Regions from separate parts of the Homo sapiens genome. Here region 1 is linked to region 2. Evidence: chromatin loops called from intact Hi-C (ENCODE). Cell type or tissue: CD4-positive, alpha-beta T cell. All regions are shown on one strand. Links, peaks and the distances in the headings refer to the core of each region. The heading gives the core; the rest is flanking DNA. Region 1 has its middle 45 kb from the start of SLC2A1. Region 2 overlaps SZT2 (SZT2 subunit of KICSTOR complex).

Region 1 (16,009 bases), core at 4,243-12,242, 500 kb before region 2:
TGCTGATTCAAATGCGAATCTCCTCTGGGAACACCAGCATAGACTCACACAGAAATAATGTTTGACTAGCTATCTGGGCATCCCTTAACCCAATCAAGTTGACATATAAAATTAACCATCACAAGTCTGCCCCTTGTGAACTTGGCATCCATATGTATCTCCTTAAACCATAGTTAATCTCCAAATAATGACAATAACAAGGTCATAATTCCACTTAACATGATACAACTATCCTGCATACAACAAAAAATGCAGTAATCCCTTTTCCAGAAGAGGAGGTAAAGTCTGTGAGTGACGTGTAGTCTTCTGATATCCCATACTTAAAATACTAAGATGTCTTTAAAGTATTAACAATACTAGTACTTAGAATACTAGTATAAAGTCAATACATCTTATGTTACACGATAAGGGATAAGAAAGGAAAGGAAACAAAGATATTTGTTTAATATATGTGTACATACACACATTATTTAAAAAAAATAGGGATGAAATATTCATGACAATTACAGTCTTCTTTTCTGTAACTGATGACATGGCTGCAGCTCATACTTACAACTACCATCTTCAACTACCCATCCTGTATTCCCTTTGCCTTCAGCAAGAACCTCAGCTGGTTATGCTTCTTAACCTAGAAGGCCAAGGTTGGTTTGAGGGTGGAGGGGAGGTAAACCAAACCTTCATTCCTAAAGGTCTGGGCCATTCATAGTCTTGCCTGGTTTGGGTTGTAGTTTTCCATTGACTTTAACCACAGGGCATGGTAATACTGAGACACCCTAAGAGATCTCCTGTGTTCCAGACATATTCTTTTTTACCTCTTTTATGTCAGATTTCCCCATGGTAGTCTGGATCAATTACCCCAGCCAACACCATAACTCCCCTATTGGCCTGTTGACTCAGAGGCATAAGGAGCCCAAAGTGGTTGGATGGCAGTCTTAACTTCTAGTTCAATGGAATTTAGTTCAACTGTGTCTTCTGGTGGAAGCAGTCCTCCCTCTGGATCCAGCAGAGCATACCTTTGTAGAAACAGGAAGCAAAATTTTTGTTAGTAGGTCACTAGGGAATCAGTGTGTGGTGCCCTTCCCATTTCTACCCCTTCATTCCTAGACCTATAAATCCTGACTATGGGAGAAACAGTACTGTATGTTGGACATTGATTCAGAACACATACAGCCTTCTGGAGAACCTTTGCTTCTGCCTTGCAAAGTATTGTCACTTAGCTGGTTCTGTAAGTGAGTCTTCAAAAGGCCATTCCACTATTCTATCAAGCCAGCTGCTTCAGGTTGTGGGGAACACGACAAGACCAATGAATTCCATGAACATGGGCCCACTGTTGCACTTCTTTGGCTGTGAGGTGAGTTTCCTGGACAGAAACAATGCTGCATAGAATGCCACAATGGTGGATAAGGCAAGATGTAAGTCCCTGAATGGTAGCTGACAGAAGCATTGCATGCAGGGAAGGCAAATCTGTATCCAGAGTAAATGTCTATTCCAGTAAGGACAAAATGTTGCTCCTTTCATAATGGAAATGGTCCATTATAATCAACCTGCCACCAGGTAGCTGGCTGATCATCCTGGGGAATGGTCCTATATCGGGGGCTCAGTGTTGGTCTCTGCTCTTGACAGATTGAGCACTCAGAAGTGGCTATCGGCAGGCTGACCTTGGTGAGTGGAGGTCCATGCTGCTAAGCCTACACATAACCTCCCTCCCTGTCACTATAGCCACTTTGTTCATGAGCCCATTGGGTATTGACATGGGTGGCTGGGGAAAGAGGCTGACTGATATCCACAAAATGGATCACCTTCTTCACTCAGTTATTAAGATCCTTCTCTGCTGAGGTCATCCTTTGGTGATCATTCATATGGAACACAAATATCTTCATGTCTTTTGCCCAATCAGAGCAGTCTTTCCATATACTTCTTCCCCAAATTTCTTTGTCACCAATATTCCAACCATGTTCCTTCCCAGTCCCTGGCCATCCAGCCAAACCATTGGCTATAGCCCACGAATCAATATATTATCGCACATCTGGCCATTTCTGCTTCCAAGCAAAGTGTAGAACCAAGTACACTGCCTGTCGTTCTAACACTGGGAAGATTCCCTTTCAGCACTGTCCTTCAAGGATGTCCCAGAGAGGGGCTGTAGTGCTGTACCTGTCCACTTTCAAGTGGTGCCTGCATATTGTACAGAACATTCTTTAAACCAGGCCCAAACCTTCTCTTTCTCTGTCAACTGATCATAGGGAACTCCCCATGAGCCCATAGGTACAGTTTGAGAGAGAGTAAGAAAGCAGTGTAGTAAGAGTGACCATGGGCATTTGGGCCACTTATTCATGTAACTTACTAGTGCCTTTAGGGATTGCTCTGGACTTACTGCATATATAACACTTCTATTTGATGACGGGGAGCTGCTATGCACACCCAACTTTATGGCTTGGTGAGTCGGATAACACCTCATCCATGATGGGCAGCTCAGGTAACATGGTAACTTGGTGGCCTATGGTCAGGTGTTTAGTTTCTACTAAGGCACAGTAGCAGGCTAAGAGCTGTCTCTCAAAAGAATAGCACTGTGTAATGTTTCAGTCAATGATGGACCGCATATACTGCTGTGGCTCCATAAAACCATAAAACTGTATTTTGTACTGTACTTTTCTATGTTTAGATACATGAATACTTACCATTGTGTTGCAGTTGCCTACAGTATTTAGTACAGTAACATGCGGTACAGGTTTATAGCCTAGGTGCAATAGTCTAATTGTAGAGTAGGCTATAATATCTAGGTTTGTGTAAGTAAACTCTATGATATTTGCACAATGGCAAAATCGCCTAACAACATGTTTCTCAGAACATATCCCTGTCATTAAGCAACTCATGACTGTAGTTATCTGCCAATAATGGAGGGCCTTGCTCCAAAATCCCAAAGGCCTGCACTGTGATTCGTCTATGCACGCCTGCTAAATAGGCTCCCAATGGCATCCCTATCTGCCATAGACTCACCAAGCACCATAGGATCTGCTGGATCATATGGGCCAAGTGGCAGAGCAGTTCGCACAGCAGGCTGAACCTATTGTAGAGTCTTCTTTTGTTCTGGGCCTCATTTAAAACTAGCAACTTTTTGGGTGGCTTTGTAAATGGACCATTTTGGAGGCAAAATCCAAAATTCAAAGAGGCCCACGAGGTATTGTGCCTCTTTCTTGGTTGTAGGAGGGGCCAAATGCTATAACTTATTTTTTACCTTAGAAGGAATATGTCCCACACCACCAGCCCTCTAGAAATTCCACTGCGTAGAAGGCTCCTGAATTTTAGTGGCATTTATTTCCCACCCTCTGACATGCAAATGTCTTACCACTAAGTCTCAAGTATACTTGTTGCTCACTAGGTCCAATTAGCATAATGTCATCTATGTAATGGAAGAGTGCGATATCTTGTAGAATGAAAAAATGATCAAGATCCCTGAAAACTAAATTATGGCAGGACTGCGAGTTGATGTACCCCTGAGGTAGGATGGTGAAGGTATATTTCTGATCTTCCAGCCAGAAGAAAATAGTTTCTGGTAGGCTTTATAGACAGGGGTGGCAAAAGGCATTTCCCAGATCAATAGATGCATACCAGGTACCAGAGGATGTGTTCATTTGTTCAAGCAATGAAACCACATCAAGTATAGCAGGTGCAGTTGGAGTCACCAGTTGGGTAAGCTTATGATAATCCACTCTAATTCTGTAAGATCATTTGTCTTCTGCACAGGCCAATTAGGAGAGTTGAATGAGATGTAGTGAGAATCACCACCCCTGTATCTGGTGTCACTAATCTCTGCAATGAAAGGAATGCAGTTATTGCTTCTGTTTTACTGTTTTCCTAGGTGGTGGCAGTTCTAGTGGCTTCTAGTGGCCTTTTCCATGGTAATATCCCTCATTTCATTGTCAGGGAACCAATGTGGAGGTTCTACTAACTGCTAAGTATATCTGTTCCTTATGCATCCTGAAACTGGGGAAATAACTACAGGATGGGTTTGGGGACCCACTGGGCCCCCTGAGAGATGGAACTGAACTAAAATTCCATTAATCACCTGGCCCCCATAATCCCCTACTCTGATTGGAGTGCCACAGTGACATTTTGAGTCTCCTGGAATCAAGGTCAGTTCAGAGTCAGTGTCCAGTAGTCTCTGAAAGGTCTGATGATTTTATTTTCCCCAATGCAGAGTTACTGTGATTAAAGACTATAGGTCCCTTTGAGGAAGGTTGAGGGAAAGATGAACAGCATAAATTTTTGGTAGTGCACCAAGATCCTTCCTCCAGGGGACCTGTATTTCCCTTAATTCAAGGGGTTCTGGATCTGTAAACTGGCTCAAGTCTGGGAATTCATTGAGGGATTGACTCTTTTTAAAAATGATTTGAGTTAGACTTATTGTTCACTTGACCTGGAACCTTTCTGCTTATGCAGATCATTTCTAGGAATACCATGATTAACTAGTCAACGCCATAAGTCTGCAGGAGTCAGGTTATTCCTATTGCTGCTTTGGCTCTGCTGTCCATTATAGTAACTATGCCCACCATACCTTTGACAGTTTAGTGCTGCTACTTGGCCCCTGCCACCACATAATCTAATTACTCTGACTACCTTCGTTTTCCAGTTCAGTGGCTGTGATTCCCACTGTAAGATCTGGCCTACAGAAGAGAGTGATCAAGGATGTTGGAGAACCCTTCATAAATTTCATTTATTTATTTATTTAAAGATGGAGTCTTGCTCTGTCACCCAAGCTGGAGTGCAGTGGCGTGATCTAGGCTCACTGCAACCTCTACCTCCTGGGTTCAAGTGATTCTTCTGCCTCAACCTCCTGAGTAGCTGGGATTACAGGTGTCCGCCACCACACCCAGCTAATTTTTTTGTGTATTTACTTTCAGTAGAGATGGGATTTCACCATGTTAGCCCAGCTGGTCTCAAACTCCTGACCTCAACTGATCTGCCCGCCTTGGTCTTCCAAAGTGCTGGGACTACACCCTCATAAATTTATTTCTGAAAGTATTGTGCAAGATATGACTTCTGGACTCTCTTTGTATGGGTTAGTAGGTCTTAAATGACAAATCCATTGTAACATTCAAATTTTCCCAAGCCTTTGAACCCCTTCCTCTACATTAAACCAGAGAGATCGGGCATTTCCAACTCGCTCATCATGGGCCACCTTTTGATCCATGTTTCAGCCAAAAAACAAATGATTAGAGCCCTAACTTCCCCAAGAGGCAACATTAAATGCAGAATCTCTGCTTAGTGGGTCCATATCAATAAATTAGGCCTGTAAAGAAGGAGCAGGATTGGAAAATAATAAATTAGGCCATCCAACTTTATGTTCCTTCTGCCATTATTATATACTTTTAATATCCATTCCCACACATTCCCTAAATTTATGCTTATATAAGAAGAAAACTCAAATAATTCTTTTGGAATATAACATATCTTCTCATGAGCCATAAATCACTTTAAGGGCCTGCTGGGACTTGAGTCTAGTTAGGGGTGTAGAAGAAAGAGGAGAGGTGGGGATGAGTCCTGAGAAGAATCAACATTATCTTGCTTAGCAACTGCTTTAGTGGAGGCCACTACCATCCCTCAGGCAATTTAGGATTAATCCCATTGGGCAGAGGTAGAAAAGCCAGTACCACTGCAGTGGGGGAGGTCATTTTTGTTGGGAGTAAGGAAGCCACTTTTGCTGGGGTTGGGGAAGCCACTTCTGTTGAGAGTAGGCAGGCAACTTTTTCTGGGGGTGGAAAGAACTCTTCCACTAGCAAAAGAGACTTATCAGGATTTAAGACTCAATGTCCTCAGCTTCATTAGGGTCTTCCCCTAAGTCCCCATCCTAATATATTGGATGGGACATTATTTCCCAATGAATACCCTCACTTCAACAGTAGGCAGGGTGTAAGGCTGCCTACTTACACCCTGTAGTAAGGCTGCGTGTTCAATTTGCATTGTAATTCAGCCAATTACAAGATGAAATCTTCTGTTTCATTTGCAGCAATTTCAGTACTGAGGTTTTAGGAGATAAGGCTCTCCCTCAGGGCACATGTAGAAGCTCTTAGATCATTTATTTGAAGCTCAAGCTGGTAATTTGAATCTCTGAGCTCATCCTCCTCTTTCACCATTTTGTTCAGTGACATTAGGAGCAACCAACCAATGGCATTATATTCCTTGGTTTTCCAAAAACGTTTGAAAGTATCATATACAGAGTTACTTAGGTTTTTACTTCTTATATTTGGTAAACTAGGAGCATCTAATGCATATCTTTATAAATAGTTCATGCAATAGACTACTATAGAGTCCTTAGCATCTTGAAATCTAAGATGATTGAAGAGCCAATTCCATAAGCCCCAAAACCAATTCAGCAAACTCATCCTTAAAATTCTGTTGCTCTAGAACCACTCTCAGTATCGAAATCTGCATTAGTCAGGGTTCTCGAAAAAACCAGAACCAATAAGATATTTATACAGATATTAAGGGCAGATATATTATAAGAATTGGTTCAAGTGATTGTAGAGGCCAAGAAGTCCGTCCCATGATATACTGCCTGCACACTGGAGAAACAGGAAATATGGTAGTGAAATTCAGTGTGAATTTGAAAGCCTGAGAAACAGGGGAGCCAATGATATAACTCCCAATCCAAGGCTGGGGGCCTGAGACCCAGGTGGCTGCTGCTCTGACTCCTGAAGTCTGAAGGCCTAAGAATCAGGAGCTCCAATGTCCAAAGGAAGGAAATGGATGTCCCAGCTAAAGAGAGAGAGAGAGAATTCCCCCCTCCTCTACCTTTTTATTCCATTCAGATGGGCCCTCAATGAGTTGGATAAGACCTGCTAACACTAGGGTGGGTGAATCATTTTTACTCAGTACGCTGACCCAAATGCTAATCTCTGGGAATACTCTAAAAACATACCCAGAAATAATGTTTTACTAGCCATTTGGGTCTTCCTTAACCCAGTCAAGTTGACACATAAAATTAACCATTATACCATTCAAAGCCTGCCAGACACATCCTCTGACCCAGGTGCCCAGCTTGGGGGTGGAAGAGATCCAGTATAGGAAGTAGGTATTTTGAGAGCACATTCAAGGCAGACTTAGGAAACAAAATCCCAAAGGCAGCCAAAAGAATACTAATTTGAATCCTCCAAAAAGGTTATCTTCAAACTGGGTATTCATACCTGTGGATGTCCAAAAAAATTTCCAAGGAATATGTGAACATATTTAGCTTTAAGGGAATCGATGTCCAAATCCCGATCTTTACTTTCTGCATGTACTCTTTTCAAAAACTAATCTTCCTGAGAGGAGTAACATCAGTAATACAGCATAATAGGACATCTCAGACCTTGTTCCTCCATAGACACTGACTTAATATATGGTCCAAAAAGCTTTTATGAGAATTCTAGAAACTAGTGCCTGAGGCAAGTTCAAAGTCAAGAACAGCTATATTAAAATGGGTAAGAAGAAACATTTTCATTTAACCTACAATAGCCCTTTCCCAAAGCCAGTACAGCTTGGTGCTTTCAGGAGTAAATGCCCAACTTGAAGCTTCTACCTTGAGAGTGAAACAGAAGAGTAGAATGTGCGTCCAACATTCAGGCTTTTCAGGGGGCTCCCTGAGGGACCGGTTTCTGTCTTGCCTGACACTGAGTGCTGATAAAGTTAAAAAAAAAATTATATATATATATATATATACACACACGTATATATATACATATATGTGTATATGTATATGTGTATATATACACATATATACACATATATACATATATACACATATATATACATATATACACATATATATACACATATATACACATACACACACACACACACACACACACATATATATATATACATACATACATACACATCCCCTGGGGACTGCTGAGAACAAGAGACATCAACAGCTTGTTGTAGACCCTGAGAACTTGCAGTACTGTAGACAGACACCAGAGAGAGCAAGAGACCACAAGCTTCTGAAAAGACACCAGCAAACCTCTCGAATTGGGAAATCACAGGCACAAGCCCAAGAATACGTATCTCCAGAAAAGGTTTGAGAGACCACTCCCCCAAACTGTTAGTTGAGCTGAATGTTTAAGGTTTTCCCCTTTATGAAGCCAATCCATTAAAACTGGAAGACATGGTCATTTTTTCAAATCCACAAACTCTTGCAAAAAATAACAAGACATATGATGATAGTGGGAAACATGGTCCAGAGGACCAACTATGTATCAGAAATGGAACCCTAAAGAAACAGAGATCTATGAATTACCTGACAACGAATTCAAAATAATCATCTTAAAGAGGCTCAGTGGGCTACAAGAGAATCAGATACACAAATGAAACCAGGAAGTGACCCATAAAAACCAGAATACCAACAAAGACGCAGAGGCCGGGTGCAGTGGCTCAGGCCTGAAATTCCAGCACTCTGGGAGGCTGAGGCAGGAGGATTACATGAGCCCAGGTGTTTGAGACCAGCCTGGGCAATAGAGTGAGACCCTGTCTCTAAAAAGAAAAAAAAGAATCTGTTAAGAAAAAGACCAAATGGAAATTCTGGAGTTGAAAAAAACAATAACTGAATTGAACAATTCACTAGAAGGGATCATAACAGATCTAATTGAGCAGAAGAAACAATCAGGAAATTTGAGACAGGTTATTTGAAATTACTGAGTCAGGGGAAACAAAAGAAAAGATGAAGAAAAGTTAAGAAAGCCTAAGGGACTTATGGGATACAATATATGATCCAAAGAAGCCATCCCTGAGACACATAATAAACTGTCAAAAGTCAAAGAGAGACTCTGAAGGCAGCAAGAGTAAAGTGACTCATCAAGCACAAGGGAGCTCTTATAAAATTATCAGCAGATTTCTCAGCAGAAACCTTACAGGACAGAAGGGAGTGGGATGATATATTCAGAGCACTGAAAGAAAACCTGCCAAGCAAGAATAGTATTCAGGAAAACTGTCCTTCAGAAACGAAGGACAGAAATTTGGTTTCCGGTCCAGCATGTAAGGAGCTTAGAAGGTAACACTCCATCTAAACAGGTTAAAAGGCTGAGCAACAATAACAAAACCAAACAAAAGCTGAACAACTCTTCTTAGATTTGTTAGAGGAATGAGACCACTAGGCAGATTGCTGCCGCCAAAATTGGAGAGACAGGAAATACAGGCAGTCACAAGTTACTGGAAATGCAACAGATGAGCAGAAGCCTCTACAGGAGGTTTGAAAACAGGAATAGGAAAACCTAAACTGTAACTGCCCCAATTTTTGGAGAAACAGTGTGGACAACTCAGAGAGTTAAAAATTCCACCAGGGGCCAGGCATGGTGGCTCACACCTGTAATCCCAACACTTTGGGAGGCTGAGGTGGGAGGATTGCTTGAGCTCAACAGTTTAAGACCAGGCTAGGCAACATGGCAAGACCCCGTCTCTTTAAAAACTTTAAAAATTAGCTGGGTTTGGTAGTGCACTCCACTAGTCGCAGCTCCTCAGGAGGCTAAGGCAGGAGAATCGCTTGAGCCCAAAGGGGTTGAGGCTGCAGTGAGCCATGAGCATGTCACTGCACTCCAGTCTGGGTGACAGAGCAAGACCCTGTCTCAAAAGAAAAAAAACATTCCAGGGGTACTGAGTTATGGAGATGCCCCAACACTTTTGTGATTTTTACCTCTCAGAGCTCTACCAGATCCTCACAGTAAATCTCAGAGAAAAATCCCTTCATGCTTCTAGCAGAGGGAGGGGAAATAAACCATTTTGCAGTATGCCAAAGCATTCTGTTGTTTTTAAAAAGGTCTACCCTCAGGAGAAAGAATTTTGCCAGAGCCTAACCTACCCCAGGGAAGGGAAATACCCAACTCCAGCAGTCTGCAGCCTCCCACCTGGGGGAAAGGAAATACCAACTCCAGCTTCCTCTAAGCTTCCCTGTAGGAGAAGGGAGATACCCAACTTCAGTCTCCTCTAGTGGTTTTGCCCCCACCTAAGGGGAAAAAACAAAAGCTGAGAAGCACTGGTGAAGTTCACAGCCTAGACCCAAAGCCTCACCAAAAAACTGAGACCTAATAATAGAACTGTAGAACACTTCTCCCTCCTGCAACACCGCACTTCTACATTACTAAAGATCTATATCTTTTTTTTTCCCCCAAGACGGAGTCTCACTCTGTCGCCCAAGCTGGTGTGCAGTGGCTCAATTATAGCTCACTGTAGCCTCAAATTCCTAGGCTCAAGTGCTCCTTCTGCCTGAGCCTCCCAAATAGCTGGGACTACAGACATGCTTAGTTAAGGTTTTGTTGTTGTTTGTTTGTTTAGAGATAGGTCTCACTCTGTTCCCCAGGCTCTAAAGGCCTATTTACCACAGTTCCATTTACCCAGTACAAAACTGCTCATTTTTTTCCAACAAAAAAATTAGAAGGCACATTAAAAGAAAAAAAACCACAGCTTGAACAAATAGTGCAACCATCAGAAGCAGACACAGACATAGCAGGGATGTTGGAATTCCCCTAATCGGAATTTAAAACTACTATTGTGTCTGAAATTGGTGGGCTCTTGGTCTCACTGACTTCAAGAATGAAGCTGCGAACCCTCGCGGTGACTGTTAACAGTTCTCAAATGTTGTGTGTCCAGAGTTGATTTCTTCTGATGTTCAGACGTGTTCAGAGTTTCCTCCTTCTGGTGGGTTTGTGGTCTTGCTGGCTTCAGGAGTGAAGCTGCAGACCTTCACGGTGCTACAGCTCATAAAGGCAATGGGGACCAAAACAGTGGGCAGCACCAAAATTTATTGCAAAGAGCAAACGAACAAACCCTCCACACCACAGAAGAGCAGCCAAGCACATTGCCACTGCTAGCTCCGGCAGCCTGCTTTTATTCCCTTATCTGACCCCACCCACATCCTGCTGATTGGCCCATTTTACAGAGAGCTGATTGGTCCATTTTACAGAGAGCTGATTGGTCTGTTTTACAGAGAGCTGATTGGTCCATTTTGACAGGGAGCTGATTGGTGCATTTACAATCCCTGAGCTAGACACAGAGTGCTGATTGGTGTATTTACAATTCTCTAGCTAGAGGTAAAAATTCTCCAAAACCCCACCAGATGAACTAGACACAGAGCACTGATTGGTGCATTTACAAACCTTGAGCTAGACACAGAGTGCTGATTGGTGTATTTACAATCCTTCAGCTAGACATACAGTTTCTCAAAGTCCCCACCAGATTAGCTAGATACAGAGTGCTGATTGGTGCATCCACGAGCCCTGAACTTGAGACAGAGTGCTGACTGGTGCATATACAATCCTCTGGCTAGACATAAAAGTTCTCCAAGTCCCCATCCAACTCAGGAGCACAGCTGGCTTCGCGGAGTGGATCCCGCTCCAGGGCTGGGTGCGGAGATGCCTGCCAGTCCCGTGCCATGCACCTGCATGCCTCAGTCCTTGCACAGTTGATGGGACTGGGCACTGCGGAGCAGGGGGCGGCACCCGTCGGGGAGGCTGGGGCTGCGTGGGAGCCCACCGCCACAGGGCTTGGGCATGGTGGGCTGCAGGTCCTGAACCCTGCCCTGCAGAGAGGCAGCTGAGGCCTGGTGAGAATTCGAGTGTGGCCCAGGCCGGCAGTGCTGGGGGACCCGGCGCCCCCTCCGCAGCTGCTGGCCCGGGTGCTAAGCCCCTCACTGCCCTAAGCCAGCGGCGCCAGCCGGCCACTCTGACTGCGGGGCTCAGAGCCCACACCCACCCGGAACTCACGCTGGCCCGCTAGTGCTGTGGGCAGCCCCAGTTCCCGCCCGCGACTCTCCATGCTCACCTCCCTGCAAGCAGAGGGAGCTGGCTCCAGCCTCGGCCAGCCCAGAGAGGGGCTCCCACGGTGCAGCGGCAGGCTGAAGAGCTCCTCAAGCATGGCCAGAGCGGATGCCAAGGCCGAGGAGGTGCTGAGAGCGAGCAAGGGCTGCTAGCACGTTGTCACCTCTCACTATGATTAATACGTTAAGAGCTCTAATGGAAAAAGTAGATAACATGCAAAAACAGATGGACAATTTAAACAGAAAGATAAAAATTATAAGAAAGAATAAAAAAGAAATGATAGAGATAAGAAAAAAACCACTAACAAATGAAGAAAGCTTTTGATGGACTCATTAGTACACTGCAAATGGCTGGAGAAAAAAGAACCTCTGAGCTTGAGGATATGTCAACAGAAACTTTGAAAACTGAAAGTGAAGAGAAAAAAGACATGAAAAAAATGAGAAAGAATATCTAATTACAAAAAGTATAATATAGGCATAATGAGAATACCTGAAGAAGAAAGAGAGAAAGGAACAACAGAAACATTTGAAGCAATAATGCCTGAGAATTTCACCAAATTAGTGCCAGACACCAAACCACAGATCAGGAAGCTCAGAAATAACCAAGCAAAATAATGCCAAAAACAAACAAACAAATAAACTACACCTAGACATATAATATTCAAGCTGCAGAAAATTAAAGATGAAGAAAAAATTTTGAAAGAAGCCAGAGGAAAAAAGCCACTTACCTATAGGGGAGCAAAAATAAGAATTATATCCAACTTCTTCTCAGAAATCACGTAAGCAAGAAAATAATGGAGTGGAATACTTAGTGTTGAAAGAGAAAAAGCCAAAAACCTAGGATTCTATACACAGTTTTAAAGCAATCAGATTAAAATAAATAATAAAAATTATATCAGCAATCAATGAATTGAAAACAGGAAATCAATAGTGAAAATCAACATAACCAAAACCTGTTTCTTTGTAAAAATCAGTAAAATCATAAGGTTCTAGCAAAGCTAACTAAGAAAAAAAGAGAAAAGACATGAATTACAAATACTGAAAATGAAAGAGAGGAGATCAATTCAAATCCCATGGATGTTAAAAGAATAATACATGAATATTATGAACAACTCTATGCCCACAGATTTGACAACCCAGATGAAATGGACCAATTCCTTGAAAGACACAATCTGTTAAAACTCACACAAGAAGTAGACAATCTGAAACAGGCTTGCATCTGTTAAAGAAACAGAATCAATAAATAATAAACTCCTCAAACAAAAAGTACTAGGCTCAGATGGATCCACTAGTGAATTCTACCAAACATTTAAGAAAAAAATTATACCAATTTTCTAAACATCTTCCAGAAGATAGAAACAGCTCATTCTATGAGGCCAGTATTACCCTAATATTAAAACCAGACAAATACATTACAAGAAAACTACAAATCGATTTGTCAATTTAAAATAAATAAATAAATTTAAAAGAAAACTACAGACAAGTATCTCTCATGAAAATAAATGCAAAAATCCTTAACAAAATATTAGCAAAGCACACCCAATGATGCATTAAAAAAATTATATACATGACCAAATGTGATTTATTCCAGGCATGCAAGCCTGGTTCAACATTAAAAACACAATTGGCTGGGCGTGGTGGCTCACGCCTGTAATCCCAGCACTTTGGGAGGCTGAGGCAGGCAGATCACCTGAGGTCAGGAGTTTGAGACCAGCCAGGCCAACATGGCCAAACCCTATCTCTACCAAAATACAAAAATTAGCTGGGTGTGGTGGTGGGCACCTGTAATCCCAGCTACTCCGGAGGCTGAGGCAGGAGAATTGCTTGAACACAGGAGGCAGAGGTTGCAGTGAGCTGAGATTGCCCCATTGCACTCCAGCCTGGGTGACAAAGAGAGAGTCTGTCTTAAAAACAAAACAAAAACAAAAACAAAACCTGAAAAAACAACCCTCAATTAATGTAATCTATATGTAATTACATCAACGGGCTAAAGAAGAAAAATCAAAGGCCAGGCGTGGTGGCTCACGCCTGTAATCCCAACACTTCAGGAGGCCAAGGCGGGCAGATCACAAGGTCAGGAGATGGAGACCATCCTGGCTAACGCGTTGAAACCCCATCTCTACTAAAAATACAAAAAATTAGCCGGGCATGTTGGCATGTGCCTGTAGTCCCAGCTACTTGGGAGGCTGAGGCAGGAGAATTGCTTGAACCTGGGAGGCAGAGGCTACAGTGAGCCGAGATCGCGCCACTGCACTCCAGCCTGGGTGACAGAGTGAGACTCTGTCTCAAAAAAAAAAAAAAAAAAAAAAAAAGGAGAAGAAGAAAAGGAAGACAGAAAAGGAGAAGAAGAAGAAGAGGAGGAAGAAAAATCACATGGTCATATCAGTGCATACAGAAAAAGTATTTCACAGGACTGGGCGTGGTGGCTCTCACCTGCAATCTCAGCACTTTGGGAGGCCGAGGCGGATGAATCACTTGAGGTCAGGAGTTCGAGACTAGCCTGGCCAACATGGTGAAACCCCATCTCTACTAAAAAACAAAAATTAGCTGGGTGTGGTGGTGCACACCTGTACTCCCAGCTACTCAGGAGGCTGAGGCAGGAGAATCACTTGAACTGGGAGGCGGAGGTTGCAGTGAGCTGAGATTGCACCACTGCACTCCAGCCTGGGCAACAGAGTGAGAGTCTGTCTCAAAAAAAAAAAAAAAAGAAAGAAAGAAAAAGTATTTCACAATATCCATCATTCATTCCTGATAAAAACTCTCAGGAAACTAGAAATAGAGGGAAACTTCCTCAACTTGATTAAAGAATGTTTACAAAAAACCTACAGCTAAATATTATACTTAATGGTGAAAAATGTGAAGCATTATTGTTGCTAAGATCAGGAACAAGGCAAGGATGTCCTCTTCACTATTCCTTTCCAACACTGTATTGGAAGTCCTAGCTTATGCAACAAGACAACAAAATGAAATAAAAGGTATACTGATTGGTAATGATGAAATTAAACTGTTGTTGTTGGCTGATGACATGATCGTCTATATAGAAAATCCAAAAGTATCTACAAAATAACCACTGGAACTAATAAGCAATTAATTATAGCAACATTGCAGGATACAAGGTTAATATACAAAAGTCATTTGCTTTCTATATGCCAGCAATGAACAAGTGGAAATTAAAACATACTACCATTATATTAGCACCCCCCATATTGAAATACTTATGTATAAATCTAATAATATATATACAAAATCTCCTATTTTGTGGATATGGATATAGTAACACTGTGGTATATTGTTTGAATATATAAAGAAGAGTAATGTAAGAGTTTTATTGTAAAATGACAATATCAGCCTGACACGGTGGCTCATGCCAGTAATCCCAGCACCTTGGGAGGCCGAGGCAGGTGGATCATTTGAGGTCAGGAGTTCGAGACCAGCCGGGACAGTATGATTAAACCCCGTCTCTACTAAAAGAAATTACAAAAATTAGCCTGGCATGGTGGCAGGCACCTATAATCCCAGTTACTCAGGATGCTGAGGCAGGAGAACTGCTTGAACCCAGGAGGTGGAGGTTGCAGTGAGTCGAGATCATGCCACTGCACTCCAGCCTGGGGACACAGAGAGACAGCATCTCAAAAAATAATAAAATAAAATAAAATGACAATATCACATATCAGAAATTAAATCTCCTGCAAATATTTGAATTTAAGAAGACAAATTTGTAACTTCAATCTAAAAATAAGCAAAGAGATAGTTTTTCAAATTCTTTTTTTTTTTTTTTTTGAGACAAGTTCTTGCTTTGTCTCCCAGGCTGGAGTACAGTGGTGTGATCATAGCTCACACATTGCAACCTTGACCTCCTGGCCTCAAGCAATCCTCCCACCTCAGCCTCCTGAGTAGCTGGGACTATGGGCATGCACCACCACACTCAACTAACTCTTGTATTTTTTGTAGAGACAGGGTTTCGCCATGTTGTCCAGGCTGGTCTCAAACTCCTGAGCCCAAGTGATCCACCCTCCTTGGTCTCCCAAAGTGCTGAGATTACAGGTGTGAACCACCAGGCCTGGCCTCAAAATTCTTTTAGGAAGTATGTGAGCAAAAAAATTTGAAGATAACTACTCTAGAAGAAAGACAGAGATGTGGAATTCGTTTTGAGACAGTGGCAGAAGATGGAAAAACTGATATCCTAGGTTGGGGTCAAAACCACCTTCCTCTTGAACCATAATTCAA
Region 2 (16,009 bases), core at 3,998-11,997:
TGTACTCTCAATCACAGGTGTTTTAGGGAACTACATATTATTCAGTGTCAACAGAGTAAAATTTGAATGTGGAAAGGGATGGTAAAGAGGAGACTGTAGACATAAGTGGGAGCTGGTTATGAAAGGCCATGAATGTGACACTAAGGACTTTGTGCTTTATTCTATGGGGGAGTTCAGTGTGGAGGATAAGAGCACTGGATCTGGAATCACATTGCCTGTGTTTGCTTCCTGGCAGTACCACTTACTGGTTGTGTGTCCTTGAGCAAGTTACTTAACCTTTCTGTGCATCTGTGACCTTTTTCCAAAGGGGATATTAACATTGCTTATATCATATGGTGATTGAATTAATACATGTCAAGCACTTAGAACTGTGCTTGCCACATACAGAATGTGCAAATGTTAGCTATTAAAATAATTAGCCATAGGTAGCGGAGAACTACTGAAAATTTTAAACAGACAGTAACAGGATCACATGTCTACATTGGGAAGATCACAGTATTTTGTGGCTAATATGGAGGATGGATTTGGGGACAAAGTCTGGATGGGAGAATAGGCGAAGATTATTGTAGCATGGGAGAGAGGAGGAAGCCTGAATAAGGACAGCAGCTATAGGGAAGGAGAGGATTTCATCAGTTAAGCCCCAGGGCCACTTGGCCGCCCTGAGCCAGCCTTTTCATTTTCTCTGTGGCTCCCTCAAGATGTATCCTGGCTGGGCGCAGTGGCTCATGCCTGTAATCCTAGCACTTTGGGAAGCCAAGGCAGGTGAATCACATGAGGCCAAGCGTTTGAGACCAGCCTGGCCAATGTGGCAAAACCCTGTCTACTAAAAATACAACAACAACAACAAAAAAATTAGCTGGGCGTGATGGTGCATATCTGTAATCCCCGCTGCTTGGGAGGCCGAGTCATGAAAATTGCTTGAACCTGGGAGGCAGAGGTTGCCATGAGCCAAGATCACGCCACTGTACTCCAACCTGAGAAACAGAGTGAGACTCTGTCTCCAAAAAAAAAAACAAGATATATCCTGTTAAATCACAGCACAGCAGTGCGTGCCTGTAATCCCAGCTACTTGGGAGGCTGAGGTGAAAGAATTATTTGAGGCCAGGAGTTTGAGACTAGCCTGGGCCACAGAGTGAGAACCTGTCTCAAAAGAAAAAAGTTAATTCACATATATAATACATGTCCACAGAGATTTGAAAAATACATTAAAATATAAAGAAAAAACAAAACTCATCTATAATACAATACCCAGAAACAACAGGAGTTGTGCAAACAACAGTAGTTGTTTCTGGGTATCGTATTAAATTCTAACCTTTTTTTTTTTTTTTTTTTTTTTGAGACAGAATCTTGCTCTGTTACCCAGGCTGGAGTGCAGTGGCATGATCTGGGTTCACTGCAACCTCCACCTCCTGGGTTCAGGTGATTCTCCTGCCTCAGCCTCCCGAGTAGCTGGGACTACAGGCGCCCGCCACCACGCCCGGCTAATTTTTTGTATTTTTAGTAGAGACGGGGTTTCACAGTGTTGGCCAGGATGGTCTTGATCTCCTGACCTTGTGATCTGCCCGCCTCGGCCTCCCAAAGTGCTGGGATTACAGGCGTGAGCCACCACTCCTGGCTTAAATTCTAACATTTTATGGAACTTTCTTCTAATTTTGTGAGTGTGTCTTTATCCTCCCTCACCTCCATCTCTTTACCCAAAGAGAAAGGGAGAATCAAGAGGCTCATTCTAGACACGTGATTTTATGTCCTGTTTTTTGTTTTGTTTAAGAGACAGGGTCTCACTCTGTTGCCCAGGCTGGAGTGCAGAGGCATGATCATAGCTCAATGTAACCTTCAACTTCTGGGCTTAAGTGATCTCCCACCTCAGCCTGCCAAGTAGCTAGGACTACAGGTGCATGCCACCATACCTGACTAATTGTTTTAAATTTTTTTGTAGAGACAGGATCTTGTTATGTTGTCCAGGCTGGTCTCAAACTCTTGACTTCAAGTGATCCTCCCACCTCAGCCTCCCAAAGTACTGGGATTACAGGCATGAGCTGCTGTGCTTAGCCTGTCCTGCCTTTTTTTTATTTTTTTAACATATAGTATGGGCATTCTTGTGTGTCACTAAATATTCTTTGAAAATGTGATTTTTAATGTCCTGTTAACTTACTGTTTCATCATATCTTACCATATGTTTAGCCAGCCCCTACTTGGCCACTTGAGTTGTCTCAGTTTTCATTATTCTAAATAATATGAATAGGAACATCTTTCTCACCTTTTTATGGCTCCAGTTCTGCTCGTTTTCCTTCCCATGGGCCTGTAGAGTGAGACAATGTCCCACTTTCCCTTTTCTGGCTCGCCCGACCCACTTATCCAGTTGGGAACAGGGAGTAAAAAAGTAGTTGTTCCATGGGGTCAGGGTCCGAGAGAAGTGGGCATGTGGGGCAGGTTGTACGAGTGTGATGGGGAAAGAGGGGTGAGATCCTGAGGGCCACCGCAGGGACTGCTGGGTCTATATACAATTTTAGGATGGGGATACTTATTTATGTTTGAAGTAGAAGAAAAGGAGCCCATGGAGAAAGAATGAAGATATTAGAGAGACAAAAGGCTCAAGATTAGATGGACAGATTAGCTACAGGGAAAAAGAGAAGGAAGAGGAATCCTTGCTTCAGCACCTTGAAGGAAGAACAAAGACACAGATGTAAACCTTCAGTAGACTTTGGGGGTGCTTTCAGAGAGTTAGAGAGTAGTGTACCCTCCAGTTTGGGGTAAGCAGGGCGTTCCTATTGACTGACTTGCTTTCTCTTTGAAGAGGGCACAGGGCAGGAGTTATCTGCTGAGGGTAAAGGGAAGGAAGGAGCATTCATTAGGGGGATAAGGAGAGGATTTTGAGCGTAAAAGAGAGAAAAGTGAAGGTCTACCTAGAATAGTCAGACAAGAGAAAGAAAGAAAGGTCATCCAAACTGGAAAATAAGTCAAATTATCCTTGTTTGCAGATGATATGATCTTTTATTTGGAAAAACCTAATGGCTCCACCAAAAAACTATTAGAACTGATAAACAAATTCAGTAAAGTTGCAAGATACAAAATCAACATACAGAAAATCAGTAGCATTTCTGTATGTCAGCAGCAGACAATGTGAAGAAGAAATCAAGAAAGTAATCCCATTTACGATAGTTTAAAATAAAATACCTAGGAATTAACCAAAGAAGTGAAAGATCTCTACAATGAAAACTATAAAACATCGATGAGAGAAATTGAAGTGGACTCCAAAAATTGGAATGATATTCCATGTTCATGGATTGGAAGAATCAGTATTGTTAAAATGCCCACACTGCCTAAAGCAGTCTACAGATTCAGTACAATTCCTATCAAAATACCAATGACATTCTTCATAGAAATAGAGAAAACAATCCTAAAATTTATATGGAACCACAAAAGACCCAGAATAGCCAAAGCTATTCTGAGCAAAACAAACAAAACTGGAGGAATCACATTACCTGACTTCAGATTATACTACAAAGCTATAGTAACCAAAAACAGCATGGTACTGGCATAAAAACAGACACATAGACCAATGGAACAGAATAGAGAACCCAGAAGCCATATATCTACAATGAACTCATTTTTGACAGATGCCAAGAACATACATTGGGGAAAGAACAGTCTCTTCAATAAATGGTTCTGGGAAGACTGGATATTCATATGCAGAAGAATGAAACTAGACTCCTATCTCACAAAAATCAAATCAAAATGGATTAAAGACTTAAATCTGGCCAGGCGCAGTGGCTCACACCTGTAATCCCAACACTTTGGGAGGCCAAGGCAGGTGGATCACGAGGTCAGGAGTTCAAGACCAGCCTGGCCAAGATGGTGAAACCCCATCTTTACTAAAAAACTACAAAAAAACTAGCCGGGTGCAGTGGCAGGTGCCTGTAATCTCAGCTACTCGGGAGGCTGAGGCAGGAGAATCGCTTGAACCCGGGCAGCAGAGGTTGCAGTGAGCCAAGATCGCGCCACTGCACTCCAGCCTGGCCGACAGAGTAAGACTCTGTCTCAAAAAAAAAAAAAAAAAAAAAAAAGACTTAAATCTAAGACCTCAAACTATGAAACTACTAAAAGAAAGCATTGGAGAAACGCTCCATGACACTGGACTGGGCAAAGATTTCTTTTCTGTGTCTAATCTAGCAGATTAACTCAATATCCTGCTCTATTTAATACTGTTAAGCAGAAGGAAATAACTAATTTCAATTTTAAACTCACAAAACAAAGGAAACAAAATCATCTCACTACAGGCCTTTGACAAAGAACATGAGTCATTTGCTATAGCTGCCAGGCATCAGTGTATGGCGAGGAACGGGGGCTTGAGGTTGCCCAGGCAAGGCCTCTGAGGTGGGGTATATTGGGGGTTGGGGGGGGATCTTGATAGCACTGAGTTGCTGGATCCTGTGCTGCCCTGCCTGGGTGGGGAGCAGGGTGAGGGAGGCCATTCCTCTTCTGTAGAAAATGCCAACCCCCAGTACAGGGACTCTGGCAGCTGAATTGGTGACTGTAAAGCCTGATCTATATGAAATCAAAGGCACATGTGGAAATCCACTCCCAGCAAAGGGGGAGTCCTTGGGGGAAGCCAGCTGGGTTTCTGTAGGATCCCCTCTGAAATGTCAGCATTTGAAAAACACAACCCAAAAGTAGAGGATCTACAGGGAACTTTATTCTCTCACTTCTGTCTTCATGGAGGGCACTGCCCCTTGGGAAGACCAGGTTGGCTTCTGGCACAGGTATCCCCCATCTTCTTGGGCACCTGTGGCATTGCCAGCAGGCCAGAGGGGGCAGCTGGCAGTGTTGGCTCTAGCCTGACCCAGGGGGCCCAGTTAGGATGCCCTCTACCCATGGCAGGGGTGATGGCTACTTCTCCATGGTTCATGCATGAAGCTTCCAGCCCTTTCCAGCTCAGGGAACACATGCAGAATGACAGTCACCCAGCAGACTGGAAACTGCCTCCTCTCCAAAAGTCTGGCTCCTGAACACCCTCCTCCCTGGGAAGGGCTTTAGCCCCTTTGAGATTGGGCAGGAACCAGAAGAACAGTTTCTCTGCTTTGCCATGTCTGCAACCTAGGGCTCACCCAGCCCCATCAAGTGCTGAGCTCCAGCACTGTCCACACAGTGGAAACCAAGTGAAATGACTTTGGCTTGTGGAGGGGGAAGAATGAAAAACAAAAACAAAAGCAAAATCACCTGCCCACAAGATAGAGCAGAAAAGTTCATCCACTATCTTTTTTTTTTTTTTTTTTTTTTTTTTTGAGACAGAGTCTCACTCTGTCACCTCGGGTGGAGTGCAGTGGCATGATCTTGGTTCATTGCAACCTCCGCCTCCCGGGTTCAAGCAATTCTCCTGCCTCAGCCTCCCGAGTAGCTGGGATTACAGGCACCTGCCACTACGCCCAGCTAATGTTTTGTATTTTAAGTAGAGACAGGGTTTTACCATGTTGGCCAGGCTGGTCTTGAACTCTTGACATCATGATTTGCCCGCCTCAGCCTCCCAAAGTGCTGGGATTACAGGCGTGAGCCACCACACCCGGCGACTTCATCCACTGTCTGTCCGCTTCCTGTGTAAGGCCGACCACCCAGCCCCCAAACAACCCTTAAAATGAGACCCAAACCAAAGACCTAACATATAAGCCTCAAATCAGTAAACCTCTCCTGAAACAGGCAGAGGAACTGCCTGCCCAGAAATACTCACAATAGGCTGTGCAGATTGTAAAGAGATCAACAGCTTCACCCACGCTCTGCATAAACTCTGGTACTGGCTGTGTTCTCCATAGAAGGTCTCGCTGTGTTGCCTGGGCTGGAGTGCAGTGGTGTGAACACAGCTCACTGCAGCCTTGATCTCTTGGGCTTAAGTGATTCTCCTGCCTCAGACTCCTGAGTAGCTGAGACCACAGGTGCATTTCACCACTCAGCTAATTTTTAGTTTTTTTGTAGAGATGAGGTCTCTACCAAGCTGGTCTCTAACTCCTGGGCTCAAGCGATCTTCCCATCTTGGCCTCCCAAAGTGCTGGGATTACACATGTGAACCACTATGCTTGGCTCAAAGATTTATTGATAATACCCTGCAAGCACAAGCGTGCAAAGCAAAAATGGACAAATAGGATCACATCAAGTTAAAAAGCTGCACAGCAAAGGAAACAATAAACAAAGTGAGGAAACAACCACAGAATGGGAGAAAATATTTGCAAACCACCCATCTGACAAGGGATTAATTACCAGAATATATAAGGAGCTCAAACAACTCTATAAGAAAAAAAAATCCAATAATCTGATTTTAAAATGGGATTTTTTTTATCTTAAAAAAGATCTCAATAGACATTTCTCAAAAGAAGGCATACATATGGCAAACAGGTATATGAAAAAGTGTTCAATATCATTGATCATCAGAGAAATGCAAATGAAAACTGCAATGAGGTATCATTTCACCCCAGTTAAAATGGTTTTTATCCAAAAGACAGGCAATAACATGCTGGTGAGGATGTGGAGAAAAGGTAACGTTGTGCACTCTTGGTAGAAATGTAAATTAGTACAACCACTATGAAGAACAGTTTGGAGGTTCCTCAAAAAACAAAATAGGCTGGGCACGGTGCCTCATACCTGTAATCCCAGCACTTTGGGAGGCCGAGGTGGGAGTTTGAGACCAGCCTGGCCAACATGGTGAAACCTTGTCTCTACTAAAAATACAAAAATTAGCTGAGCGTGATGGCAGATGCCTGTAATCCCAGCTACTCGGGAGCCTGAGGCAGAGAATTGCTTGAATCTGGGAGGCAGAGATTGCAGTGAGCCGAGATAGTGTCACTGCACTCCAGCCTGGGTGACAGAGCAAGACTCCATCTCAAACAAAAAACAAAACAAAACAAAACTGAAAATAGAGCTACCATATGATCTAGCAATCCTCCCTCCTAGGTGTATACCCAAAAGAAAGGAAATCAGTATATGGAAGAGATATCTGCACTCCCATGTTTATTACAGCACTATTCACAATAGACAAGATCTGGAAGCAGCCTGAGTGTTCATTGACAGATGAATGGATAAAGAAAATGTGGTACATATATACAATGGAATACTATTCAGCCATAAAAAAGAATGAGATCCTGTCATTTGCAACAACATGGATGGAACTGGAGGACATTATGTTAAGTGAAATAAGCCAGGCACAGAAAGACAAACTTGGCATGTTATTTATTTGTGAGAGCTAAAAATTAAAACAATTGAACTAATGAAGATGGAGAGTGGAACGATGGTTACCAAAGGCTGGGAAGGGTAGCTGGGGGAGGTGGAAGGGGAGATGGTTAATGGGTACAAAAATAGAGTTAGAAAGAATGAATAAGATCTAGTACTTGATAGCACAGTAGACTGACTACAGTCAACAGTAATTTATTGTACATTTAAAAATAACTAAAAGAGTAAAATTGGATTGTTTGTAACACAAAAAATAGGATAAATGCCTGAGGTGGGTAGGCATGGTGACTCATGCCTGTAATCCCAGCACTTTGGGAGGCTGAGGTGGGTGGATCACTTGAGGCCAGGAGTTTGAGACCAGCCTGGCCAACATGGTGAAACCCCGTCTCTACTAAAAATACAAAAATTACCTGGGTGTGGTGGCCCATGCCTGTAATCCCAGCTGAGGAAGGCTGAGGCACAAGAATTGCTTGAACCCGGGAGGCGGAGGTTGCAGTGAGCCAAGATCGCACCTGCACTCTAGCCTGGGCGACAGAGCAAGGCTCTGTCTCAAAAAAACAAACAAACAAACAAAAAAAACTTGAAGTGGTGGATACCCCATTTACCATGATTTAATTGTTATACATTGTATTCCTGTATCAAAATATCTCATGTGCTCCATAAATATATACACCTTCTATGTACCCACAAAAATTTTTAAAAAAAAATTTTTTTTTATACAGTCTCACTCTGTAGCCCAGGCTGGAGTGCAGTGGCGTGATCTCTGCTCACTGCAACCTCTGCCTTCCAGGTCCCAGTTAAGCAATTCTCTTGCCTCCCAAGTAGCTGGGATTACAGGTGCCCACCACCATGCACAGCTAATTTTTGTAAAATTGAAAAGGTCCAGAATAGCCTCTGTGTGTACAGAAGGTAGGAGTCTCCATGGTGACAGCTGATCTTGGGCTGGTCAGTATGCTTAGAAATAAAAAAGCATTAAAAAGTATGAGAATAAAAAAGGCTTTGCCGGGCTGAGGAGGGGCAGCTCATAAGACATCCTGTAGGCCAAGGTAGAAGAAGCTATTAATAGAAGATCTTATAGTGCCCCCATGTGGGGGGTTGGGGAAGCCCAGTGTGGAGGACCCTAAGCAGAGGGAAGTTGTGACCCCAGATAAAGATGACTAATGACTAGGGACCTGGGCTGAGGACTGATGGAGATTGGATAAGGGGGAAATTGGCTGTGGAGTCATACCTTAGACCCTGGTTGGGTAGGAAGTCAGGATCGCCTAGATGGAGCTATGGAGAATAAACAGAGCAGAAGTGTAGTGGTCTGTGCCACCCTGACCGTCCTGTCTCAGTCTTTCCCATGTGCTTCTTAGGTGCTGGTACAGGGCTGCCTCTTGGACCCTTCCCAGCGGGAGGTGTTCCTGCAGCAGATATATGAGCAGCTCTGCCTCTTTGAGGATAAGGTGGCCACCATGCTGCAGCAGCAGTACGATCCCCAGAGCCAGGTATGTAAGAGAGAAAGTGGGCAGAGGCAACTTAGAAAGAGGAGCAGCTAAGGACAGAGGGCAGAGAGGAGGGATAGTCCAAATAGGGCAAAAAAGGGCTAAGAGCTGGGGCAAAATGAGACAAGGATAGGCATGCTCATGACACACTCCCTGTTGGAGCAGGACTCAGATATACTCCCCAAAACACAGATTCTTTCAGGGAAAAAATGTGAAATCCATTTGTTTGCATTTTTTTTTAGCCCCAGATCTCCTCCAGTGGATCTGAGAAGGTGATTATGCGTGGCTTTGACCTCTAGTTAGCATTTTGTACAATCAGGGATAAAGCTGCCTAGGCCCACTAGACTTCCCTGTCTCATCACTTTGGGTACCCCAGAAGTAGCCAGGCAAATGGCAGTCCTGTGTGCCTGATGACTGGTCATGTAATTTGATTGAGGTATAAAATATTTCATAACAGTGATGGAAAAATGTGGAAAGGGGCCCTTCTTGGCAAAAGATGGAGAAGCCCTACTTCAGTACAGTCTGAAGCTTCATCTGATGCCGAACTCCCTTCACCTCTGAGGTTCAGTATCTGAGCACACACAGGGAGGAAGCACAGTCAAGACTCAGCCGCATAGTAGGGGAATTGAGGTTCTCACAGGATTCGGCCTGTCTGGCCTGAGAAGTGCTGGGCTATAAATTCTGGCTTTGCTATGGATGGGGCAGCAATGCCATCTGCCCCATTCTGTCTTTTCTGTAACTTGGGGCAGGCAGAAGACCAGTCCCCAGACTCAGGGGACCTACTGGGCCGGAAGGTAGGCGTCTCCATGGTGACAGCTGATCTTGGGCTGGTCAGTATGATTCGTCAGGGCATCTTGGCACTGCAGTTACTACCCTCGAACTCTAGTGCAGGTCAGTAGAAGGAATATTGGTGGGACTGGGGAAGCAGGGATACAGGAAGGGTGGGGCTGACTGCTAACAAAGATAGCAGTTCCAGGGAATCAGTGGGCCCCAGGGAAGAGGATCTGTTTCCTTGTTTGCAAAATGTAAGTCTGTATTAGTGTGTATCAGGAACCCTCGACTCTGACAACCATCAGAGACCCTAGAAGGAGTAGAGCTCCAAGGATATCACTTAGGGGAGGTTATGATCTGGCATTCAAGAGGAAGAAGCAGGAGGGTAAGGGAGAAGGAAAGGTGTTTGAAGTTTATAAAACTTCACAGTTTATGAAACTGCCGACATTGGTGGGAAGACACTGAGCCGTTCAGGACCCTGTCAGTTGGGTGCCTCCCTGTGAGTTTGGTCTGGCCAGTGTCTCCAGGTCTGATCTGGTGTTTCCTGCTCCAGGGATTATCGTGATCACGGATGGGGTGACCAGTGTACCTGATGTTGCTGTCTGTGAGACACTGCTGAACCAGCTTCGCAGTGGCACTGTGGCTTGTTCCTTTGTCCAGGTGAGGACTTTTTAGGAAGGACGAGAGAGATATGGAATATCTCACACAAAGTTGGGATGGCTGATTACTTTCTTACAGGCAGTGATTTCCCAGATAAAGTCAATTACTTAGTTACATGGGGGGAAGGAGTCATATCTAGAAGGTAGGTAGCATCGTGGGAGAGGACTCTTATTTTTTTCCTCTTTCCTTAGGATTTTGGAAATAGCTGTTAAAGCAAAAAGAATGCAGAATTTGAAATCTGACAGTCATTTCCAGTCCCACCTCCCCTTGTAGATTAGTCATTATTGTTTTGAGTGCAAGGGTCAGAAAACCCCGCTCAAACTAGCTTAACCAAAGGGGGAAAAGGCATAGCCAGGGACTGCAGCTAATTTGGATTGATGGACTGTAGGGAAGGAGGTAAAAAGCTATGGGAAACAAGGCTGAAGGGGTAGGCACAGGCCAGAACATGAAAATCTGGTTCTGCTTTATTAATGAGGTTAAGCATGATTCTGTGGGTGATGCAGATAGATAGAAGGAAAGTCATTAGTTGGGTTTATGTTTTATAAAGGTCACTCTTGCTGCTGGGTGAAGGACGGGGGAAGTCGGGGAGGCTACTAATTGCAGTGAGAGAGGATCAGGGCTTAAATTAGGGGTAAGAGGATTGAGAAAAATGAAGAGGCAGAGTCAACCTGACTTCATGATTAGCAAGATGGGGGTAAGGAGATGAGAGAGAAGCGGGCTTAAAGTTGTCTCCAAGTTTTTGACTCCAGTGATGACTGGGTAGCAGCAGAGCAAAAGGAAGAGAAGCAGTTGTGGTAGAGTGAGGATAAGATGATGAATGCAAGTTTGTGTATGTTGTGTTCGAGGTGCCTGTGGTTCAACACAGACAGTTAAGAACATCACCTTTGGAGTTAGGCATGCTGGTCTAAATCCTGACTGCACTTACTAACTGTGTGACATTGGGCACATCACTTCACCTCTAGGTCAGATTCATTTGTAAATGGAGATTGTAAAAGTACTTATCTCACTGGGAGGTGAGATGCATTTAAAGTATGTAGCATTGTACGTAATCACTTAAGAAATGGCTGCTATTTGTAGCAGGTAGCAGTTGAATACACAGATCCTGATATTCAGGAGACAAACACTGCTTGAGAGGTAGAGATTTAAGATTTATCAGGGTACAGATGGTAATTGAGAACAGAAGAGGGTCCTGGAAGAACTTTGGGGAACACCAGTGTTCAAGGTCTTTCATAGGAAGAGGGCCCAGCAAGGAATGAAGAATCAGCCAGGAACCAGAAGATTGTGATGTCAGAGAAGGTCAGAATTTTTGGAAGAAAATTTTACTGGATCTTTCTGCTGCTTCTCACAATGGTAACTACACTGTGAGAAGTAGCAAAAAGATCAAGTAAAATGAGGAATGAAAAGTGCCCTTTGGATTTGGTGATTAGGAGGTCACGGGGATCTTTTTCAGAGCCATTTTAGTGAAGAGGTGGTGAGGGGATTGAAGAGTGGATAGAAGGAAGGAAATAGGGACAAGTGTTGACAAAAGAAATTTGGCTGTTGAGATAAACAGCAGAGCAAGAGAGAGAATGGTAACCAGAGGGAAGTACAGGGTAAAGGAGTGTTGTGTTTTGTTTTTAAAGCTAGAGACTTAAGCATGTTTCTAAGGATCTGTAGTGAAGAAGAGTTTGAAAATAAAGGAAGGAAAAAGGAGGCTGGTGGAGTAAAGTCCCTAAATTGACAGGAGGGCATTGTCTTAAGAAACAGATTGAGGGATTCTTTTGGAGCAGGGAAGTGTCGTTTCTTTCTTTGAAAATAGAAAGAAGTGAAGATGTCTGCGAAGGGCCTCCGATTTCTCTCTGAAGTAAAAGGTGAAGCTGAGTACTGTAAGGAAGAGGCCAGAGTTGGGAAGAAGGAACAGTATTAAGGACTGCCCTGAAGGACTAGCTGAGTTGGGTGTCATATGTTTTGATGTGGTGCCAACCTACACAACTGTCAGTTTTCTCTGGGCACCACTGGCCAAGAATAGAGGCTATGATCGTAGTTGGGGTTTCGAAGAAGCAGATGAGAGTGAAGAGGGCCAGGGATTTGAGAGCGATGCTTATGAAGTTGTCTGAATGTAGGGTCCAAGCTGGGTCGAGAAAGGAGGGTCAGGACAATGTGGATAGATTTGGAGAGAGCAGAGGTTCAAGGCCTGGCAGTCTCAGTGAGGTCAAAGAGCAGCAGCAGGAGGAGGGTGGGAGGAAGCTAAGGGAATAGTGTTGTATGTAATCAGTGGGTTATGGCAATTTGAAATTGCAAAGATGAATTTGTTCCACATGAAGCCAAGAGCCAGCGTGTAGCCTATAGGCAGGTGAATGGAATAGAGTAAGTTACTGGAGATGAGAGTTAAGGAACTGAGAGGGCAGGGACTTGAATGAGTAATCTGGAGCAGGTCTGCAAACACTTTCTGCAAAGGCCAGTCAGTCTTTAAGCCTTGTGGGCCACTTGGTCCGTCACAGCTACTCAGCTCTGCTGTTGAAGCGTGAAAGCAGCCACAGACAATACAAAATGAATGTGTGTGGCTGTGTTCCAATAAAACTCGATTCACAAAAATAGGTGATGGACTAGATTTGGCCCTCAGGGTATATGTAGTTTGCTAATTTCCCACCTACAGCTATTGTATTCAAAATGTAGTCCACAGACCAGCAGAAAGCTTGTTTGAAATGCAGAATCTCAGGCCCCACCCCAGACCTACTGCATTTTAACAAAATCCCCAGGTGTTTTTCATACACCCTAAAGTTTGAGAAGTGTTGGTAAGCTGAAGTCTCTCAGGATGATGACAGGAAGTCAGTGAACCAGTTGCCAAAATCTTTAGTGAAGGAGGTGGTGGGCCTTTAGGTATCGAGGAGGAAGCAAAGAGGATGCTGTGGCCGGTTAGCATGGGCATCAGACAGAAGGGCTTAAGGAAGGAAAGACACAGACAGTGGTCTGTCCTGGGAAAACACTGGCCTACTTCCCACTCTGTGGTCCAGGGAATGGGAGCAGCCACCTAGCCCAGTCTCTTTCTCTCCTGTTCTTCCTTCTCCTATGCCTCTGTCAGAGCTAGGTCTTCAGTTGCTCACTTTTTCCAGGTGGGAGGAGTTTACTCTTATGACTGCAGTTTTGGCCATGTGCCCAATGTGGAATTAATGAAGTTCATCGCAATGGCAACATTTGGGTCCTACCTGTCCACTTGTCCTGAGCCGGAGCCAGGCAACCTGGGTCTGACTGTCTACCACCGGGCATTTCTCCTCTATTCCTTCCTGCGCAGTGGGGAAGCACTGAACCCTGAATATTACTGCGGTGAGAGGCACACTGAGGTGGGTGTGGGAAGGAGGGAATATAGAATGGGCCCAGAGATGATGGGGCCCTGGAGGACTGAAAGTGTAACTGGGGCTGGCTCTGCTGGCACTGTTACCTCACAGTCATTTCAGCATAGCCCCTTCCCCCTACAGATCTGTCAGTTGGCAGATAACCAGTTTCTCCTTCCCCATCTCCACTGGTCTTCCAGGCTCTCAGCACCGCCTATTTAATGAGCACCTGGTCTCTGCAAGCAGCAACCCTGCCCTGGCCTTGCGCCGGAAGAAGCACACTGAGAAGGAGGTGCCAGCCGACTTGGTCAGCACTGTGTCCGTACGGCTTCGAGAGGGCTACAGTGTCCGAGAGGTCACACTGGCCAAAGGTAAGGGTCATTAGGCCCTGCTGTAATCCCATAGATCTCTCAAGAATTTGTGTGTGGGAAGACCCACATGTATCACACATGAAAGAGTGTCACATTGAAGTCCTTATCACTTGAGACAGTGGGTTTTGAATTGTCATCAGGGCTTAATTCTCTTAGCATGGAGCTTCCCAATTCTATCTCCTTTTGCCCAAGGTGAACCAGCTGAGGGTGGTATAGGGTCCTGAACTTGGCTTAGTTTTCAGATTGTTTCTACAAACTTGTGTTTGTGTCAGTGGGCCAACTCTGGGCCTGAAACCTGTGGAACCATGCTTGGAACCTTTGGCAGGACTGGGTTCCATGAGGTAGGTGGGGGTTTCAGATAGAACTCGATCCCAGGCCTAGAGTCCTATGCCTTCTCCTAACTGGCCCTTCCGCTTCTCCCTAAGGAGGGTCCCAATTGGAGGTAAAGCTGGTGCTGCTGTGGAAACACAACATGCGCATTGAGTATGTGGCTATGGCACCCTGGCCCCTGGAGCCTGAGGGCCCTCGAGTAACACGGGTGGAAGTGACGATGGAAGGCGGCTACGACATTTTGCATGATGTGTCCTGTGCACTAAGGCAGCCCATTCGTTCATTGTATCGTACCCATGTTATCCGGCGTTTCTGGAACACGCTGCAGAGGTCAGTGAAGTCATCACTCAATGAGTGCTGCCCCATTTGTTGTATGGAGGGACAGATTTGCAAAGGCGGGAGCTGGGGAGCATCACCCAGAGAACCAGGCTTATATCCAGGGTCCCATGTCCCCCTAAGGCTCCCCTCATCTGCACCCAGCAGAGTCAGATATGGCTCAGGCCTGGCCCTTATTCTACAGCATCAACCAGACAGACCAGATGCTTGCCCACCTTCAGTCCTTCTCCTCAGTGCCTGAGCATTTCACGCTTCCTGACAGCACCAAGAGCGGAGTGCCACTCTTCTACATCCCTCCAGGCTCCACCACCCCGGTGAGTAGCTCTGAAGTATAGTAGCCCCATTTCATGTCAACTTGGGTTGCACAGCATCTGGAGCCCAGGACCACCACCTTCTATTCCTTTCTGTCTCACGTCTAAGGCACCTAAGCCAGAAGCCCAAGCTTTAACCTTGAGAGCTTCTCTTCTCCCTAAGGCCCCGGGGAAGAGGAGGATCTATACAGACAGGCTGTCCTGAACAGAGCACAGGTGGCAGAGGCAAAGACTCACACAGTGTCTAGGTGGTGGTATCCCAGTCCCAGCAGACCGTGAGCCCTTGCCCCATCTCCACGTGACATACTCTGGGCTTCCCCAGCCGCCTTCACCTGTGTGCATCCACCACCAGCCACCATGAACTGTGTACTCCCTGAAGACTACAGCTTCCTTGGTCCTGTGCTGTCTTCACACTCAGTCCACGCTGTCAGCCTAACACTGATGGGAAGGTGGCTTATGCTAGTGTGCAGTGGCCACATCATGAGGTCCTGCCACCATTTAGGGGCTTTTCTCCCAAGTCGGTGACATAAGCTGGGCTTATGGTTCCATCCTTCTGGATTCAGCTTTAAAGGGCTACACAGTCTGTCCCTGGGCTCAGTCATCCAAATCTAGCCTTCATAGTGGAAACAGTTTTTGCCTGTGCTTCAGGCTGGGCTGTAGCCTCAAACCACTGCTGTCTCTGACTCTCTGAACGGAGTCCACCCATGGTTTTGTTTGCTCTTTGGAGTTTGTACCCTGGTCCTCTGCAAATGCTCCTATAGTGCTGTCCTTCCTGTCCTCAGGTGCTCTCCCTCCAGCCCAGTGGTTCTGACTCATCCCATGCCCAGTTTGCTGCCTACTGGAAGCCAGTGCTGTCCATGGATGCAAATTCCTGGCAGCGATGGCTGCACATGCATCGCCTGGTGCTAATCCTGGAGCATGACACGTGGGTGCCCTTAGGGCTGGGCCATAGTTGGGGTGGAGTATCGGGGTCAGGGGGATAGGGAATGATGGGAAGGGGAGCAGCAGATGAGCTCTTACCAACTGTGGCCAAGGAAAAACTATAGCCTTTTCCTTGCCTCCCTGCTCTTCAGTCCCCATAACCTCAGGCAAGGCCTAGAAGAGAGTGATAGTAGTCTATTCCTTTTCTCCAAGCCTGGGGCCTGGAGGTCTAACCTCAGTCCACACCCCTCTTCCTAGACCAATCCCCAAGCACTTGCACACCCCGGGCAGCAATGGGCGCT

Evidence for each region. Hi-C counts contacts between places; a loop is a spot of excess contacts. Peaks named below come from ENCODE experiments on the same cell type or tissue, not always from the same donor. Only the 100,000 strongest peaks of a DNase experiment are listed, where the experiment ranks them.
Region 1: a loop joins it to region 2, with 14 times the contacts of the local background. A loop is called at or near these places in 8 of 110 quality-filtered maps.

Annotation. Positions count from the first base shown.
Region 1 is chr1:42,905,592-42,921,600 of GRCh38, forward strand. No RefSeq gene overlaps it. Among named protein-coding and RNA genes, the nearest start is that of SLC2A1, 45 kb to the right of the region's middle. In CD4-positive, alpha-beta T cell, for the core only: a CTCF peak has its summit at 7,968; a DNase peak (open chromatin) is centred at 7,960.
Region 2 is chr1:43,406,515-43,422,523 of GRCh38, forward strand. SZT2 (SZT2 subunit of KICSTOR complex) reads left to right here. Exons shown (of 72, transcript NM_001365999.1): 5 at 8,568-8,699; 6 at 9,446-9,587; 7 at 10,021-10,127; 8 at 13,220-13,430; 9 at 13,639-13,809; 10 at 14,235-14,469; 11 at 14,660-14,789; 12 at 15,569-15,711; 13 at 15,966-16,009. Among named protein-coding and RNA genes, the nearest start is that of SZT2, 25 kb to the left of the region's middle. In CD4-positive, alpha-beta T cell, for the core only: a CTCF peak has its summit at 8,326 (motif pointing left); a DNase peak (open chromatin) is centred at 8,297.